Regions from separate parts of the Homo sapiens genome. Here region 2 is linked to region 1. A link is a contact called in ENCODE Hi-C data. All regions are on one chromosome and are shown on one strand. Each heading gives the region's core, a stretch centred on a gene start or an enhancer-like site at or near the end of the contact. The rest is flanking DNA. Distances are from core to core; before and after follow the strand shown.

Region 1 (3,387 bases), core at 106-2,605:
AGCCACGGCCCCCGGTGGCCACCGCGAAGCCCGAGAGGCTGGAGCCGAGGTTGCAGCTGGACGAGGAGCGCTTCCAGGGGTGAAAGCCGCCTTTGGCGAAGGCGCTCGACTCTGGCAGCGTCGTCAGCGGGCTCGTGTTGCCGATCTTGTTGCAGGTCGCCGCCAGCATGGCCAACGGGGTCGTTCCGAAGCGCGGCTCTTCCTAGAGTGGGTGGGATGGGGGAGGGAGCAAGAAGGAGGAGGGCAAGAGGAAGTGGGGGAAGAAACAAAGTGCACCCGTGAGCAGCCTCGTCCCCTGCGGCTGCTCCCGGGGGGTCCTGGCTCCCCGCCTCGCGCCTCCTCCCCACGCGCCCGCGGAGGAGTCGCCGCACCGGGCGCGGAGCAGGGGCGATCACCCGGGCGAAGGTCCAGGCGCCGGAAAGTTGCACTTCGCTGAGGCTATAAATCAAAGATGCCTCCGTGTTCCCCGCTGCAACCCTGCCTACAACCGGACTTGGGTTGTCGCCGTAAACCGGCTCATCTCCCAGAAGACCCCAAGTCGCCCTTCGGGGTGAAGCGCGAAGGTAAACACAGAGACCAGAGACAACAAACACCGGGTGAGGGCGGAGGCGGCCGAAACAGCTGCCAGGGACGGGCGAAACTTGCAGCTCTCCCAGGGTGGCTACGACTTGACTTTTCTTTTTTAATAGAAAACGTTTGGTTTTAAAGTTTACATACACACAAAAACAGCGATTATGAAAACAATAATCCGAGGATAAGCGGCCAGAGACAGATTTCAAAGTCATGGGCGAATTGGGGAGCCGCGGAAATGTAAATGTTTATTAGCGTGACTAGATGGACTGCAAAACGATTAAGACTGTTTTCTGGAAACACCATTGTCGCATAATTGCAACAAAATCCCCAAAGCAATGCGGGGGATGGGGTATAAATCACGAGGGGAAGAAAAGAAACCTCTAGCTTTTTTTTGAAACCAAATGAAAAAGGACTTGATTAAGAAGGCCTTTTCTTGCAAAGGCATCTTTCTGGGTTCCAAAAACTTGGGGAAAAATCAGTCCCAGAAATGTGGAAAGTGCTAATAGAAGCTGAAGCTGCAGTCTAGCAGCAACAGTTTCTCCGGAGCCGCAGACCCCAGAAGCCATAACGAAAAATTACTCCGGTTAAAACAAGCAAATGCGTTGCCGCGCTTGCGACTTACCCCGAGTATAGACGTGGCCATAGCAGGTCTCTGGCTGCGCAGCGAGGCTGGGAGCGGGGCTGAGCCTGGCGGCTGCTCGGAAAAACTGCTTGGGTCCCGCGCGGCTCCCGCGTCCCCGCGCTCGTGCCGAGCGGACTCCAGGCTCCCGCCGGCTAAACTCAGCCTAAGTGCGAGGAGCACCCGCTTTGAAGTGCCGCTGGCTGCGCCTCTCGCCCAATGAGGGCGCAGGCAGAGCAGACCGGAGCTGCCCCGCAGCCAATCAGACGCTCCGAGGGGCCCGAGCCCGGGCTCCCGGCGCGTGCCAGTCAAGTCAGCTAGCTAGGGCCGCGGGGGTGGGGGGGAGTAGTGGGGGATACTTGCGGGGGGGGGGCGAGGGCGGGCTGGGGACTGAAGAAATTACAGTGCAATTAAAAATTTACACTCACGCACCAAGCCAGGTTTAAGTACCAATGAAACCGAGCCACAAGCACCCCCCCACACACAAACCACCCCGAGATGTTGCAAGTTAGGGCTGACAGTCCTACTCGACTCCCCACTTGTAGGAAAGGAGGCAGGAGGGGAGGAGACACCCAGACACAGCCCGCACCAGCAGGGCCCAAGTGGAGACGGAAATGTGAGCCCTCACTTTGTGTGTCCAGGCTTTTGCCTACAGAACACAACTTCAGCTTGTATCTATCATTCTTGCTTGTGATTTTTATCATTTTCGTGTGTCTTCTACCCAATTCCTTATTCCACTAGATTCAATTTCACTCTCACAGTTATACTGGGGAGGGGGCGCGAAGGGACAGCTCCTCCGAGAGGAGCGAAATAGGCCTCTCTGTACAGATCTACATCCACAGATTTGTTGGGAGGGCCTGGAGCCTGCTGCATCCCGCCATTTCCCCCCAGCGGTGTAAGTGACTTCCTAATTGTCGCTCTGGCCTCTGACCCGGGGGGTAATACAAGTGCCACTCACGCTAGAGGCTTCTGGTGGTAATTGAGGGCACCCTTTGTACGGTTTCGCCAGCGCTTAGATACCAGGTTAACCCAGTTGTCAAATATGACTAAACAGTGGGATGTGCTGATTATCTGCCGGGTTTTGCTGTGGGCTGGCATGGGGGTGGGAGGCATCAGCCCATACAACACGCTGCACGAAGCCGCTTATTTTCTCACTGTAACAACTTTGGAAACAGAGACCGGCGCGAGCGGCGTCCGCCCCCACCTCCACCTCCGCTGAAGCTGCAGCTTGCTCGGCTGTTTGTTTAACCCGGTGAAGATTTGCATGTCGCGTTTCATCCTGGAGTGGAGTTTTCTTGTCCCAGCTCCAACCCACTCCCATTCCAGACCACCAGGGCCTAGAGGCTCGTCCGTAGGGCAAGTGCGCTGTTTTAAGAGGTAGGCTCCCCATTAGTGCCCTGCTTTCACGGACGCGCCCGAGAAATCTCTCCAGGACTTTCACCCGGGAGGGCGGAGGACCAGGCCACACGTGGGCGCTTCCACATTTTGCAGGCTGGAAGCATCCTGAAGTCCTCCCTGGACCTTGTCAGTGTGAAAAGAGGCGTCCTCAAGCAGACCAGGGTGCGTCTTCGAGTCCCCCAGCAACCGCTGACCTGCTTGTTTTTCTCTTTCTGGGCCCCGCTTTCTCTTTCTTCTCCAGGGTAGCCAGAAGCTGTTTTTGAACCAGAAATACCAGCGCCCTCGGGCAGACCTGGGCACTGGTTTTAATATAGCACACTCCCCACTAAACCCACACCCTGCTTCTTAGGAAAAAAAAAAAATTAAACTACCAACCCCAAACCCTCGGGTGCAAACGACGAGTTGTCGCGGAGCCGGTGCAAGTGACAAGGATGTGGAACTGTGCCTCCCGTGTTTTCTCTCCTCTTTTGCAAGATCTCTTGACCCAAAAGTACGACCAGAGTGGCGCTGCTCTCGGCCCTGTGATGGAGCCTGGGTGCGTCTTGGCGCACTCCGTGGGTGGGGAGGGCTATGTGGGTCGCTTTCTTGGATTCATCTTAAAATACTTTGGCTCAGAATGGGTTTTTTTTATTTTATTTTTTTCTCTTTTTTGTTTAAGGTGGCGAAAGCACCAAGGAAATTATGACAGAGAAAGAGAAGGAACAGAGGAGAAGAGAAAGAGAAGGAACAGAGGAGAAGAGAACGAGAAGGCTCGTGTGGCTGTCAATGAAGTGCTGTGCCCTGGGAGACTGTAGTGG
Region 2 (3,389 bases), core at 777-3,276, 1.1 Mb after region 1:
TATCAAAAACCATTACATTTCTTTTTTTTTTTTTTTTTAACCTGCTTAGAAAAGCTATGTAGTTCAATTCATCAAAAGTTTCTCCATCCACGGTGGTCCCCTCTGGCTCTCTCTTTATTGGTTTTGGCGGGAGATGGCCTGTGGGGCTTTTTCCGGTATTCCACTTTTGTCCAGCCCCCTTCGCTGACTTTGCTGTCCTCTTCACTGGCTCTTGAGTCAGTCTCAGGGTGCAAAGGCATCCCTGGTATGGTGTTGGGTTGGTGGAGGTCCCTGGGGCTTCTCTTGAAGTCAGGCGACTGGTGAGGATTGAGTGCTGACTGAGAAACCCTGTAGAACTTTCCAGGGTATCTTCCTCTTGAAGGAGTGGAATGCTGACTCTTTCCACTGTATCTTCCTCTAGGAGAAGAATTGAGTGATATACTACCACGTCCATATTTGTTCCTGCTTCTGTCTGAGTATCGACCCCTCTCTGAAGAGGTGTCAGTATTGCCACTGGAAAAGCCACTGTCCCTAGAGTTGAGATGTAGGGAAGAGAAGTTTTTGGTCAGTCCATACTGAGTAGGAGACGAGCTTCTGGACTGGTTCACAGGTGTAATCTGTTGATACTTAATGGGCACCTGGGGCCGTCTCACAGCAGCAGCGTAGGAATCCTGGCCATCAAAGTGTGAGAAGAACGGTGACCCCAGAATAGGATTGCTCTGGGAACGCTGTAAAGAAGTGTTGGATGCAATCTGCCGCATCCTCAGAGTATCTAACCACTGGCAATCAGCACCTGCGGGAGAAATGGAAATGAGCATCTTTTAAGCCACACTAAAGCTGCATGTCTAATTCATACGCCTGTCTTAGGATAATTCAGGGCTGTTTGGGATGCTCTAAGCTTTACCATTCATAGAAATTCTAGGCTATGTATAAGGACGTTTCTTTTATTACAAATACTTTAAAAAATAAGGACATTTACACTTATTCAATATATGCTATGTGCTTGGCATTGTTCCATGGGCTTTACTTACACTATCTCATTTAATCCTCTCAGTAATCTTCTTAGGTAAACACTAATAGTTTTATTCTATAAATGAGGAAGCTTGAGAGGTCAAATGACTTGCCCAAGATCACTCAGTCAATAATACCAAGTCCTTCTGCATCTAAATCCCATCTTCTTCCTACATAGTTGTGTTGTTACTTCTAGAAAGTATGTTCAGGTGGCAGGGGCATGTTTAGTAAACAAAAGGTTTGTTTTGCCACCTGCATTTTTAAAACCTCAAGGACCCTAAATGCAGATAAGAGAAATGAGGTTCCGAAGGTTGAGACAGCTAGAGATTGTTTGGAAGAAAGACCGTTCACGTGTCCACAGGAGAGATCCTGAGGCTCGGGAATAAGAAGTATTTTCAGCATAAAAAAATGAAGCTGCATTGGCAGATAGGAAGAAGTTAAGATAAAAGAAAATGGTGAATTAACAAGAACCATTTAGTAAGCTATATTTCAGTGAATAAGCAAGTTCCTCACACCTGAGATCTTTTCTGTTTTCCCCCGAGCCTGAACAACGTTACCCATGTTCTAGAGTTCCTGGGTGGTCCTCCCAGCCTCAGCTTCCTCAGCTACTCCACCCCCTGCTCACGCAGATAGTGCGCGTGGAGAGTATCAGAGCATGCACATGTCTCTGTCTCCTCACTGCCTGGGCACAGGTGACCCCGAGCTCTGAAGTGAGTGACTTGTCCAGACAATTCCAGAGACTCCTCCCAGGCTTCAGTCCATCACAATGCCTTCTTCTGTTGTTGTTGTTGTGTGTATGTGTGTATTTTATTGTGGTAAAAACCACATTTTCCATCTTAGCCATTTTTAAGCCTCTAGTTCAGTAGTGTTAGTATATTCACATTGTTGCGCGGATCTCTGTAACTGTTTCATCTTGCAACACTGAAACTCTATACCCACTAATCTCTACCTTCCTCTTTCTCCATTTCCCCTCCCTTCTCCCCTGCCCCCTGACCGCCACTTGTTAACTGTCTTCTACTTCCTGTTTCTGTGACTTTGACTACTTTACATACGTCACATGAGCAGTAGCATACAGAATCACAATGCCTTCTTTCCTCGCCTTGACTTCTCTGGAATTTTGCCTTCCAATAGAACCCTGATTTTGCTCAGTCTCCATCCCCCTCCATGTAGCCACGTGATCGGGAGAGTTGACTGCATTCTGGCTCCAGGGATCGACTTTAATTAGTTTAAGTCAGATGTGCTCATGCTATGTTTAGGAACGGACAGGTTGCTCCATTCTGGCCAAAGCAGAATTGCTGACGGGTAGTCTGTTGGGGGTTTCTAGAAAAGTTTTCCTTACTCCTATATATAAGAACAGGTAGGGACCTAACCCGTTATTTCCTCTGGGCGTTGTGATATCTTTGTGTGATGACTGTAAACAGGAGAGGAGCCGAGGGCAAAGGCAGCCTATTGAGCATGGCAGGGCAGAAAGAAGGGAAGGTTCATTCCACTCTCTGAATATGGTTGAGCCAGCTTATCTTACTGCACCTGGAGCCTGCCCTACCTCTGGGCTTCTTGTTATGGAAGATAATAAATTTTATTACAGTTTAAATCAGTGGCTTAAGGACTTTAGAGTTGTTCTTAATCACTGGGAAGGCTCCTTAAAATGCAGACTGCAGCTCCTATCCCCAGAGTTCTGATTCAGTAAGTCTGGGTTTGGGCCTGAGCATCTGGATTTCTAGCAAGTTCACAGGTGATCCCGATGCTCCTGGTCCTGGGGCCACACTTGGGGAATTATTGGAGTAAGCCAGTTGCAACTGGGTTTTCTGCTACTCGAAGCTCAAAGATAGATCTTAACTGATTGAGGTGGTATCCTCTGAGTCTTTAGATCATCTGGAAATGTCATAATTAAGTTTCTGGAATCTAGCACACATCTAATACGGGAACACTAACTTACTTGAGTCGGACCTGCTTCCAGGGTTGCCATCTGAATTGGTGAATAATGTCTGAATGGCAAGTTGGACTGCTTTCACTTCATCCTGAGGTTTTGTTCTACTCCACTGAATCGAATGGACATGTTTAGTGCTTTTTGGAGTTCTAACATCACTCTGGTAAAACAAACAAACGAAAAAGACAAAAAAAAGACAAATAGAAACATATGACCAAATAGACACACATATATAAAATGGGAAAGAAAGTCATCCAGGTTATTATATCACTTCAGTTTCACCTCTTAGAACACTATCATAATGCACTAGGAAAATATTCTGAACAGTTGGCCCAAATATGCTAATTCAATGAAAAGAAAAATTTTAACCACTTTATTTCTTAGTGGGTTATAGCACTTATTCCTTAATGGATTATAACATAAATTTCTTAGTAAACTATAGTAGCTAAAAAATATGGTTGTCTTTTCCCAG

What was found. Hi-C counts contacts between places; a loop is a spot of excess contacts on that map. Pooled maps may share reads with other maps.
Region 2: a loop to region 1 is called in a pooled map, with 2.4 times the contacts of the local background. The contact joins the enhancer-like site here to the promoter of SP9 in region 1. A Hi-C loop is called at or near these places in 2 of 50 pooled maps.

The regions. Positions count from the first base shown.
Region 1 is chr2:174,332,922-174,336,308 of GRCh38, reverse strand. SP9 (Sp9 transcription factor) reads right to left here and starts at 1,355. Exons shown (of 2, transcript NM_001145250.2): 1 at 1,196-1,355; 2 at 1-202. The coding sequence starts at 1,216. LOC102724194 (a long non-coding RNA gene) reads left to right here and starts at 1,333. Exons shown (of 3, transcript XR_427194.5): 1 at 1,333-2,569; 2 at 2,684-2,752; 3 at 3,249-3,315.
Region 2 is chr2:173,263,433-173,266,821 of GRCh38, reverse strand. It overlaps MAP3K20 (mitogen-activated protein kinase kinase kinase 20), which reads right to left. Exons shown (of 20, transcript NM_016653.3): 19 at 2,927-3,077; 20 at 1-772. The coding sequence ends at 72. The region is part of intron 2 of MAP3K20-AS1 (MAP3K20 antisense RNA 1); the gene reads left to right. Among named protein-coding and RNA genes, the nearest start is that of MAP3K20-AS1, 17 kb to the left of the region's middle. RefSeq lists an enhancer at 1,843-2,350. Within about 2 kb of position 2,026, at least 5 of the 41 ENCODE cell types and tissues checked have a DNase peak (open chromatin) inside an H3K27ac peak, as active enhancers do.